2 separate regions of the Homo sapiens genome follow, and region 2 is linked to region 1. Evidence: chromatin contacts called from ENCODE Hi-C or POLR2A ChIA-PET data. All regions are on one chromosome and are shown on one strand. The core of a region is the stretch at or near the end of the contact, and the rest is flanking DNA. Distances in the headings are between cores, read along the strand shown. Region 1 holds the start of LHB (luteinizing hormone subunit beta). Region 2 holds the start of DHDH (dihydrodiol dehydrogenase).

Region 1 (5,610 bases), core at 1,634-4,133:
GAGCACGGGAGTGGGACCTTGATCCAGTAATCCTGGAGGCAGAGATCTAGCTTAAAGCAGCCCAGCTCCGCGGAAAGGTGCCCTTGGGGGACTGACGCAGCTGTGGAAGGCTGCGTCATCAGGGGTGATGTCATCATGTGACAGGAGACGCGAGCTAAAGGTTAAGTGGTGTTGGGCCCAGTGAGTGGGTGGCGATGGGAGGTGAGAGTGTTCCCAGCAAAGGGAATGAAGAGGGAACATGCCCCTGACAGCCCCCTCTTTCTGCCTCTTCCTCAGAATCCGGGGCACCAGCTACCAGAGCCCTCACGGCATCCCCATAGACCTGCTGGACCGGCTGCTTATCGTCTCCACCACCCCCTACAGCGAGAAAGACACGAAGCAGATCCTCCGCATCCGGTGCGGGCAGGACCAGGCCGTGCGCCTGAGACGCAGGGCTGGGGTCTACCCTGTTTGACAAATGCTGACACTGAGGTCCAGCGGAGTGGCATGGTGGCTGGGCCTACAGGAGAGAGGGCTGAGCGGGCACCCAGACGGTGGCCTCCGATCCGGGAGCAGGAGCCACGGTGGGAAAGGGAGGCGAGGTACCCGTGACTGGTGTTGGGGCCAGCGCCCTGGGGGTGGTCAGGAGGCCTCGGTTTTAGGTCCAGCCCAGCCCCTGTCTCCGTGGCTCTTCTAGCCTCAGCATTCTATGGTTCTAAGATGCAGGCGCCACATATTCCCAGTGGGGAAGGGCCAGAGGGTTGCTGTGGCCACTTCTGCTGCAGTCAGAGGCTGGGCCCCGGCTGAGCCACCCCTGTCCCCCACTGCTTGCAGGTGCGAGGAAGAAGATGTGGAGATGAGTGAGGACGCCTACACGGTGCTGACCCGCATCGGGCTGGAGACGTCACTGCGCTACGCCATCCAGCTCATCACAGCTGCCAGCTTGGTGTGCCGGAAACGCAAGGTCAGCCGGCCGAATTAGCCAGCAGGGCCAGATGGCGGCAGTGAGTGACACAGTACTTCAGGGGCTTCCAGGGTTCCGATTTCATCCTAGAATGTACGTTTTCAGACGCAGGGAATTTTCATCCCTCAGGTTGGCTTCTGTATCATCCAGCCTGGCCTATAGTAGGTATCAGTAAATCTCTCTTGACTTAAGTAGATGCTGTTAGGTCCACCTTACAGATAAAGAAACTGAGGAATGAAGAGGCTGGGCCCACAACAAGGAGATGGCCAGGCAGGATTTGAACCCAGGCAATCTGGCCCAGAATGCCCTCCCCTCACATGCCACACTCTGCTGCCTAGAGCATGGAGGTGGCATACGCTGGGGTCTGTGCCTTGAGCCTCACGGAGAGGGGCCCAACTGAGGACTCGCCCTCCCCCTCCAGGGTACAGAAGTGCAGGTGGATGACATCAAGCGGGTCTACTCACTCTTCCTGGACGAGTCCCGCTCCACGCAGTACATGAAGGAGTACCAGGACGCCTTCCTCTTCAACGAACTCAGTAAGAATCCCCACCCCGCACCTGCACTGCCAGAGCCAACCTCAGAGGGAGGAAGAGGGAGCTCGGCGTAGAAGGCTCAGGCCCTGCCACCTGGGCGACACTGACCATGTGGCCTTCCTTCTCCCCACAGAAGGCGAGACCATGGACACCTCCTGAGTTGGATGTCATCCCCCGACCCCACCCTGTTTTCCACCAGAGTTCTGACACTGTGACTCTGTATAAAATGGTTGGGAAGCTGCACCCACCCTGTGTATGTGTGGTTGCCCTGAGCCCACAGAAAGACACCTCCAGAGTGCGGATTGAGAAGCCTTTATTGTGGGAGGATCGGGGTGTCAGGGCTCCAGGAGTCGGGATGGACTTGGAAGGCTGCGGGGAGGGTCTTTAGAGGAAGAGGAGGCCTGAGAGTTGGGGGTGGTCACAGGTCAAGGGGTGGTCTTTGGGACCCCCACAGTCAGAGGTGCTGCGGCGGCAGGGTCCACAGCGACAGCTGAGAGCCACAGGGAAGGAGACCACGGGGTCCACACCACGCGGGCAGCCAGGGAGCCGGATGGACTCGAAGCGCACATCACGGTAGGTGCACACCACCTGAGGCAGGGGCGGCAGGACCGCCTGCAGCACGCGCATCTGGAGGCCGTGTGAGTGGGGGAATGAGCATGTGCCTGAGGCCAGCGCCTCAGCTGAGCTCCCAAGCTGACCCCACAGGTCCTGGACTCAGGAGCCCAGGAAGCCCTCTGTTCCTGCCTTCCCACACCCCATTCCCCAACCGCAGGCCAGAGAGGCAGACCACCCTTCCTCCCCCGCTGCCTCTGTGGGTCTGGCCCTGAGGTGGCAGCATCTGCCCCTGGCCCCAGGCAGCTCACCATGGTGGGGCAGTAGCCGGCACAGATGGTGGTGTTGACGGTGATGCACACTGGGCAGCCCTCCTTCTCGACAGCCAGGATGGCATTGATGGGGTGGCACCATGGCCGAAGCGGCTCCCTGGATGCCCATGCCCCGCCCATGCTCAGCAGCAGCAACAGCAGCAGCCCCTGGGACAAGGACACTGCTTCACCCAGGTCTGAGACCGCAGCCCCGAGTCCTGGCCTTCCCATCCCGCGTGGTACACCACCCACAAAGACCCAGAGACCCTTCCCGGCATCTCCTATTCAGGACCCACCACCCGGACACCTGCCTTTCAGAGCCCACCCCACAGCCCAGAGGACCTGAGATGCCCCAACATTTCAGATCCCCACCCTCAGGAACTGCCCCACCTGAAGCTTACTGGGGGTCATGCCCCTCCAGAAAGAGGCCTCCTTCCACAGCTCACACGGGTCTGCCCCTTCTCATGCCAGTGATGGCCTGGAAGGAGGTGGAAGGTGCCCAGGGGCCCTGTAGTCTTACCTGGAGCATCTCCATCCTTGGTGCATCCCCTGCCTCGTGTATCTGGCTATATACCTCGGGGTTGTGGGGGCGGCAAGGCCACCAGGAGGTGATAGGATGCTGGGGTAACCTGGACACTAATCCCCCCGGGGGCGAGAGGTGCACATGGCCAGGGAGGCGCAGGAGTGGCTCAGCAGAGCGCCCCAGCCCTCTCCCCTCAGTGGTCTAGCGCCAGAGGTGAGGCAGAGACCACGGTGAAGTGACCTCAGAGACCCAGTTGTCGAGTGCTAGGGACTAGTCGAGCCTGGAGGCACAGGGAGTAGGGTGTAGGAAGGCCTGCCTCTGCCAATTGTGGGGTCTTGGGAGCCAGGAGGAGGCCATGACCCGAGAAAGGTGCTGGACTGAAGCCTCAACCCTCCACTTGAGGCTTTCCTGCACCACAGTCCAACCTAACAGGAGGGGCGCTGCTTCGGACTTAGCTTCTGCCCAGTGAGAGAGGGTCTCCCCGTGACTGTGCTGCCAGGGAAGCCACTTGACCCAGATGCCCCCAAGGAGGGATTAAGCCCGAGCCCCACCTCTCCCTTAGGGACCTCCGCCCACCCTACCCTCAAGCCAGGATGCCCGGAGCGTCCCCGGAAGTGGGTGTGGTTCAGGTGATTTAACTCATTATTTAATACGCCCGCAGGGTGCGTGTCTTGCCCCCGGGGCCACAGCCTGCAAGGACATTATCTGGACTTAGTCCCCTCTCCGTGATGCCGCAGCTGAGTGGGTGTCTGGGCTAGTCCCGCCCCCACGTTGCCAATAGACGTAATGAGTGCGACTCAGGCTGGGTCCGGAACCCTTCCTAGTGAGCGGAGGTCCCGAGCTCCGCTCGGCAGCGCGGCCCTGGGGGCGGGTCTGGGGTGGGGCTGGCCCTGACGGCTCACACCAGCGCCGGCTTCAAGCTGCCATAGCTGGAGTTCTCGGTACTGTAGGCTTTCGGCACGCTGTAGATGCCCCGCAGGGGCTTCCAGTGCGGGCCGCCCCAGGGCGCCTCCAGCGGGCAGAAGCGGTCGAGCCGCCGGAGCGGGTGCAGCAGGGGGCTGTAGGACTCCTGAGCCAGAGACAGGGCTCCCCGGTGCGGCATGGCCGAGGTCACCGGGCTGACGCGCGGCACGCGGACCCGCGGTGGTCGGGGCGGCCGGGAGGAGCGCGGACAGGGCGGCCGCTGCGGGCCGTGGCTCCAGACCTGGGGCGTCTCTTCGAAGCTCCAGTAGGTCAGGGAGTCCTTGCGGGGGTATCCGGACAGCTCCGTCCTGTGGGAGCAGGGCGGGATGGTGAGGATACAGCTGGATCCTTGGGGACGAGTTTCAGACCTCGGGATCTAAGGAGTCTGCACATTCAAACTCCTGCATTTCCAGGCGAGCACCCCTTAGGAAGGACGCGACCCGGCACGCGTTGCCTGCGTTCCTGGGTCCTCGAGGTACTTAACGTCCTGGAAACTGAGCTTTCGCATCCTAGGGAAGTAAAAGGGGACTTTCGCTTCCTTGGGAAGGAGTATCTGGGGGCTCAAGTACCGAAGGAGGCCCTGCCCTCAGATCCGGAATCCCCTCGAGCCGCTGTGCAGGCTTCCTGTCCCTACCGCGGTTCCTGAGAGGTGACACTAAGGACTCCTGGGTGCTTAAAAAAAAAAGGGAGGGGCTGAGGCCTGAACTTTGGTTCTTGCTGCTACAGAAGTCGAGGCTGAGACCACCGGCTCAGGGAATGGGAGCCAGCCCAGGGGCTCGGCGTGCACCGGCCACGGCGGGGGCTGTGCAGGAGGCGGTGCCGAGCGAGAGCCCGGCTTACTTGGGATAGAACCGAAAGTCCCGCGCCGAGGTGGTCAGATAGAGCTGGCGGCGGTCCAGGACGCCCCGGTCGGATACTGTGAAAGGCCGGCCAGACAGCTCGGGGTTCTTCGTCCAGGCAATTAGAGCCTGAGCAAGATTGGGGGAGGAGGCATACCCAAGACATAGATTTCATACCCCATCCCAAGCCCTGGGTCCCGAGTTCAGAATCCCTCTCCTTCGGCCTCGACAGCCATGACGGCCACGGCCCTCACACCCCGCCCCAGGGTTAGAGCCCTTCCTGCCACCCACGCCAGGGAACTTCAGCTTCCTTTCTCATACCCGAACCCTTCCCAGCCTCACCTCCCTAAATCCAAGCACCTTCTGCTGTTCAAGGAACTCAAACCCAAGCCCCCAGCCACCAAAAACAACCTCCCTGGTTCCGCTCTGTCTTAAACCGTCTTGGTGTGGCCACTGGAGCTGAGCTGCATCTTGGGCAGCAACTCCAAGTTACCTCTCCCAACTCCCACCTGACCCCGTCTCAGAATATTCTAGTCTCCTCCCCACCCACAGCCCGCCGTCTAGCTCCGCAGCAGCTTAGGAGCCCTGAAGGTGAGTTTGTAGTCCCTGGTCCTTCTGGCCTGGCCTAATGCCCAGCCCCTCCCCCGGCTCCTCTAACCTCGCGATCCCGCCCCAGACCCTTTAGCCACGCCCCAAAGCCGTGATTCCTTCTGGCCCCGCCCCAGGCTCCCGGAGCTCCGCCCCGTCTCGCCGGCGCCGGCTTCCACCCAGACACCTGGGAAGGACCCCCGCGGTGGTGGTCTGCGAGTTGTGGGGGCTGGGGCCCGAAGTATTCCGGGGCGCGCGGGTCCCCGCTGGGAGAGCCAGTGTACTGCGCCCTCGTCTCGCTGCTCTGGTACTTTGTGGTCAGTGGGAGGCGCCAGCCGCGGTGTCTGAGCTGCGGAAA
Region 2 (5,802 bases), core at 3,303-5,802, 83 kb before region 1:
ATGCCCGGCTAATTTTTTGTATTTTTAGTAGAGATGGGGTTTCACTGTGTTAGCCAGGATGGTCTTGATCTCCTGTCCTCGTGATCCGACCACCTCGGCCTCCCAAAGTGCTGGGATTACAAGCGTAAGCCACCGCGCCTGGCCATTTTTCTTTTTAATCAATCCTGCCACTTGAAGATTATATGGTAAGGGAAATCTGCAGTCTATACACAATACTGAGTTGCTCCAAGCCCTTGAGGATTGTGAGGGACCCAGTGTTCTAATTCTTGCTAGAGTGTCTACCTCCATGTTACCAGAGGCGAGTCTGACCGGGTACTGACATGTGATATACCATTAAGTGTGCAGTGGGTTCTTTTAGCCTTTCCCAAATGTCTTTCCACATGGCAGCGCCCCACAGCATTTTCTTTTTCTTCTTTTTTCTTTTTCTTTTTTTTTTTTTTCTTTTTTTTCCTGGGCAACAGAGTCTCACTCTGTTGCCCGGGCTAGAGTGCAGTGGCGTGATCTCGGCTCACTGCAAGCTCTGCCTCCTGGGTTCAAGCGATTCCAGTGCCTCAGCCTCCCAAGTAGCTGGGATTACAGGTGCACACCACCACGCCCAGCTAATTTTTGTATTTTTAGTAGAGATGGGGTTTCACCCTGTTGGCCAGGCTGGTCTCAAACTCTTGACCTCAGGTGATCCGCCCGCCTCGGCCTCCCAAAGTGCTGGGATTACAGGCGTGAGCCACTACGCCCGCCCTCTTTTTTCTTTTTTGAGACAGAGTCTCACTCTGTTGCCCAGGCTGGAGTACAGAGGTGCCATCATAGCTTACTGCAGCCTCAACCTTCCCAGCTCAAGCGATCCTCCCGCTTCAGCCTCCCTAGTAGCTGGGAATACAGATGCACACCACCACACCTGGCTAATTTTTTGCAGGTTGGTCTCGAACTCTTGGGCTCAAGAGATCTGCCCGCCACAGTCTCCCAAAGTGCTGGGATTACAGGCATGTGCCACCGTGCCCGGCATATTTTCTTTTCAGTGTTTACCTTTTTGCCTCCTCTGAGGTGCTGGAGTGCAGCAATAAGAAAGTAATAATTTTAGGCCGGGCGCAGTGGCTCACGCCTGTAATCCCAGCACTTTGGGAGGCCGAGGAGGGCGGATCACGAGGTCAGGAGATCAAGACCATCCTGGCTAACACAGTGAAACCCTGTCTCTACTAAAAATACAAAAAATTAGCCAGGCGTGGTGGTGGGCGCCTGTAGTCCCAGTTACTTGGGAGGCTGAGGCAGGAGAATGGCGTGAACCCGGGAGGCAGAGCTTGCAGTGAGCTGAGATCGAACCACTGCACTCCAGCCTGGGTGACAGAGCAAACCTTCATCTCAAAAAAAAAATATATATATATATTATATATATATATTTTTTTTTTTAGACCGGGTCTTCCTCTGTTGCCCAGGCTGGGGTGCAGTGGTGTGATCTCGGCTCACTGTAACCTCTGCCTCCCAGGCTCACGCCACTCTCCTGCCTCAGCCTCCAGACTACAGGTGCCCGCCACCACGCCTGGCTAATTTTTTGTATTTTTAGTAGAGATGGGGTTTCACCGTGTTAGCCAGGATGGTCTTGATCTCCTGACCTGGTGATCCACCCATCTTGGCCTCCCAAAGTGCTGGGATTACAGGTGTGAGCCACTGTGCCTGGCCGCTGAGTAGTATTTTGTTGAATCCACTGGCAGCTTAAAGGACATTTGGGCTTGAGCTATGTACAGCTGCTAACACCTGTGCACTGGTTTGTGTGCAAACATGTTATTTTTTCTTTCTAGGACAAATACCTGGGAGTATCAAAATTATTTTTTGATATTTATTATTAAATGATTTTTTCTTTTTCTTCATAGTAATGATATTGTGTCCTATGTGGATTTCCCTCCCCCTAAACCTTTTTTTTTTTTTTTTTTTTTTTTTGAGACAGAGTCTCTCTCTGTCACCCGGGCTGGAGAGCAGTGGTGCGATCTTGGCTCACTGCAACCTCCTCCTCCCAGGTTCAAGCAATTTACCTGCCTCAGCCTCCCAAGAAGCTGGGATTGCAGGCGTCCGCCACCATGCTTGGCTAATTATTTTGTATTTTTAGTAGAGATGGGGGTTTCACCATGTTTGCCAGGCTGGTTTCGAACTCCTGACCTTAAGTGATCCGCCCACCACGGCCTCCCAAAGTGCTAGGATTACAGGCATGAGCCACTATGCCCTGCCCCCTCCCCCCACTTTTTTTTTTTGGTAGAGATGGGGTCTTGCTTTGTTGCCCAGGCTGGTCTCAAAGTCCTGGCTTCAAGCATTCCTCCCATTTGGGCCTCCCACAGTACTGGGATTACAGGCGTGAACCACCGTGCCTGGTCCCATTTGTGTTTCTATTCAGCAGTTTGTGTAAACTTGAAGTCTGTGAATCCATGTGTGACACTCAGGTCTTAATTATTGTCTACCAAGTAAGAGAAAGTGACAATATCCTGCCCTGTGTGAAGCTGGCCAGCCAGTTAGGAATTATCATGTCCCAACCAGCCTGGGAAACTTGGCAAGACCCTGCCTTGATAAAAAGTTTAAAAATCGACTGGACACAGTGTCTCATACCTATAATCCCAGCACTTTGGGAGGCTGAGGCAGGAGGATTGCTTGAGCCCAGGAATTGGAGACCAGCCTGGACAACAAAGTGAGACCTTTTCTGTACAAAAAATTGCTGGGCATGGTGGCTCATGCAGGTAATCTCAGCACTTTGGGAGGCCAAGGCAGGCGGATCACCTGAGGTCAGGAATTCGAGGCCAGCCTGGCCAACACAGTGAAACCCCATCTCTAGTAAAAATACAAAAATTAGTCGGGCGTGGTAGTGGGCGCCTGTCATCCCAGCTACTCGGGAGGCTGAGGTAGGAGAATTGCTTGAAACTGGGAGGTGGAGGTTGCAGTGAGCCAAGATTATGCCACTGCATGATCACCCCAGCCTGGATGACAGAGCGAGACTTCGTCTCAAAAACAAAAAACAAACAACAACAGCAACAAAAATTAGCAGGCTGGGTGCAGTGGCTCATGCTTGTAATCCCAGCACTTTGGGAGGCCAAGGCAGGCAAATCGCAAGGTCAGGAGATCGAGACCATCCTGGCCAACATGGTGAAACCCTGTCTCCACTAAAAATAAAAAAAATTAGCTGGGCATGGTGGAGGGCGCCTGTGGTCCCAGCTACTCAGGAGGCTGAGGCAGGAGAATCACTTGAACCAGGGAGGCGGAGGTTGCAGTGAGCTGAGATCACACCACTGCACTCCAGCCTGGGGATAGAGTGAGACTCCGTCTCAAACAAACAAACAAACAAATAGCGGTAAGTGGGGCACATGCCTATACTCCCAGCTACTCAGGAGGCTGAGGCGGGAAGATAGCTTGAGCCCAGGAGTACAAGGCTGCTGTGAGCTATTATCACGCCACTGCAGTCCAGCTAGGTAACAGAGTGAGACCCTATCTCTAAAATAATTAATAAATAAAACAAAATAATTAGCCAGGTGTAGTAGCCAGTAGCTACTTTGGGTCCCAGCTACTGTAGTCCCAGGTACTAGGGTGGCTAAGGCAGGAGCTAATTCCTTGAGCTAAGGAATTTGAGGCTGCAGTGAGCTATGATTGTGCCACTGCACTCCTTCCTGGGCGACAGAGCGAGACCCTATATCAATAATAATTATAATAATACAGTATATTTTACATAATAGACCATAGAGCTCAATGAATCCTCCTCACAACCCTATGTAGGTAGATGTTATCATGATCTCTGCTTTCCAGAATAGAAAAGTGAGGACCAGAGAGGGCGACCTCTTGTCCAAAAGCAATACAGCCAAGAAGGGGCAAGGAGGGTTTTGAAACCAGTCGGCCAGGCTCTGGGGCTCCTAACAAGCAAAGCAGCCTGGTTTCTAAAACTATAGCTTCTGGAAGCAGCCAATTCACAGGTCTTTACCTCCTGACTGTGAGACCTCCAAAAAATGACCAGGGATCTTGGAGTCTGTTTCCCCCTTTGTGAACTGGGGACAATAGAAGCTACTTCCCAGGTCTGCGGGGAGAAATTAGGAACGAAGAAGGTAAAGCGCAGAGCTGAGGAGCTGGTCTACAGGTGCTCTATACATATTAGTAATAATTATTAAGTTTGCTGTTACAATCCTCTCTCTCTCTGTGAACAACCCCTAATGATGCGTGGCTTTGAGAGCAAAAAAGTCAGGGCAAAGTTTTGCCACAAAGTCCAGAGGGCAAGACATTAAATCTAACTCTCAAGGATTGGTGTTGGCAAGAAAGCAAACCTCTCCTCCCCACGCTGTCCTTACCCCGCGTATCCGACGAGCCTAAAGTCATAGGTAAGAGATCTGTAGAAGCGACGTCAAGGTGTGGTTCCCTCTGTAAGGCGGAGCTAAACGGTGCATTCGCCCAGCGGGGAAGCTAGAACTAAATGACCGCTCTGCCGACTGGAGCCAACGAGAATCGGCGTAGGCGCAATACGGGCGGAGGATGGGGACCCGCCCCCGGGGTGGGCGGGGCGTCAGGTACTTAATTCGCGCCTGGAGGGACCGAAGGTGCCGAGGGCTCCGCATCGCAACCATGGCGCTGCGCTGGGGCATCGTGTCTGTCGGCCTCATCTCCAGCGACTTCACAGCCGTGCTGCAGACGCTGCCTCGCTCTGAGCACCAGGTCTGCCCGCCCTCCGGATTCTGGGGAAGAGGAGGCGGGGGGCGGGACTCCAGAGTCTAAAGGAGGAGGGAGTTTAGGGTTCAGGACTAGTGAGTGGGTCGTCATTGCAGTGAAACGTCTGTTTCCTTGCTACCTCCTTCTCCATCTCTGTTCTGCAAACCTGTGGGGAAAAGAAAGATCAGATTGTTACTGTGTCTACGTAGAAAATGAAGACATAAGAAACTCCATTTTGAACTGTACTAAGAAAAATTGTTTCTGCTTTGAGATGCTATTAACCTGTAACTTTAGCCCCAACCGTGTGCTCACAGAAACATGTCCTGTATTGAATCAAAGTTTAATGGATTTAGGGCTTTGCAGGATGTGCCTTGTTAACAATATGTTTGCAGGCAGTATGCTTGGTAAAAGTCATCGCCATTCTCCATTCTCTATTAACCAGGGGCACATTGCACTGCGGAAAGCCGCAGGGACCTCTGCCCAAGAAAGCCTGGGTATTGTCCAGGGTTTCCCCCCACTGAGAAAGCCTGAGATATGGCCTCGTGGGAAAGGAAGACCTTACATCCCCTAGCCCGACACCAGTAAAGGGTCTGTGCTGAGGAGGAGTAGTGAAAGAGGGAGGCCTCTCTGCAGTTGAGATAAGAGGAAGGCTTCTGTCTCCTGCTCTCCCTGGGAATGGACTGTCTCAGTGTAAAGCGGACCATTCCCATTCCTTCTATTCTGAGATAGGAGAAAACCTACCTGTGGCTGGAGGCGAGATATGCTGGCAGTGATACTGCTCTGTTACTCTTTGCTACACTGAGATGTTTGTGTAAAGTGAAACATAAATCTAGCCTACGTGCACATCCGGTCACAGCACCTTTCCTTGAACTTATTCATGATACAGATTCCTTTTCTACATAGACACAGTAACAATCTGATCTCTCTTTCTTTTCCCCACACAAACCTGAGTGTCTTGAGGTTTGGAAAGGCCTTGATGTAAGCTACTATGAAGATAATTTCAATATTGGGGGATTTAATAACGGCTTTCCCCCAGATCTCTCTTTCCCAGGGCCCAAATGTCCAGCCCCCGTCATCTCTTCCCCCAGGACCACGTCTCCCCTTCCCCTGGCCAGAGCCTCCTCCTTTGCCTCCCTTCCACCC

The links. A loop is a pair of places that touch in the nucleus more often than their neighbours do. ChIA-PET counts read pairs that join two places held with the same protein, here RNA polymerase II (POLR2A). Pooled maps may share reads with other maps.
Region 2: a loop to region 1 is called in a pooled map, with 4 times the contacts of the local background. The contact joins the promoter of DHDH here to the promoter of LHB in region 1. A Hi-C loop is called at or near these places in 2 of 50 pooled maps. POLR2A ChIA-PET finds 5 or more read pairs at or near these places in 3 of 52 experiments (CD4-positive, alpha-beta T cell, K562 and naive thymus-derived CD8-positive, alpha-beta T cell).

The regions. Positions count from the first base shown.
Region 1 is chr19:49,014,208-49,019,817 of GRCh38, forward strand. It overlaps LHB (luteinizing hormone subunit beta), which reads right to left and starts at 2,884. Exons shown (of 3, transcript NM_000894.3): 1 at 2,860-2,884; 2 at 2,340-2,507; 3 at 1,773-2,103. The coding sequence starts at 2,874. The coding sequence ends at 1,861. RUVBL2 (RuvB like AAA ATPase 2) reads left to right here. Exons shown (of 15, transcript NM_006666.3): 12 at 277-396; 13 at 814-943; 14 at 1,365-1,479; 15 at 1,610-1,763. The coding sequence ends at 1,635. It overlaps SAXO3 (stabilizer of axonemal microtubules 3), which reads right to left. Exons shown (of 5, transcript NM_001396011.1): 3 at 5,440-5,601; 4 at 4,666-4,793; 5 at 3,761-4,133. The coding sequence ends at 3,761. RefSeq lists enhancers at 3,605-3,899, 3,709-4,632 and a silencer at 3,876-4,065.
Region 2 is chr19:48,929,147-48,934,948 of GRCh38, forward strand. It overlaps DHDH (dihydrodiol dehydrogenase), which reads left to right and starts at 4,553. Exons shown (of 7, transcript NM_014475.4): 1 at 4,553-4,665. The coding sequence starts at 4,576. RefSeq lists an enhancer at 4,126-4,627.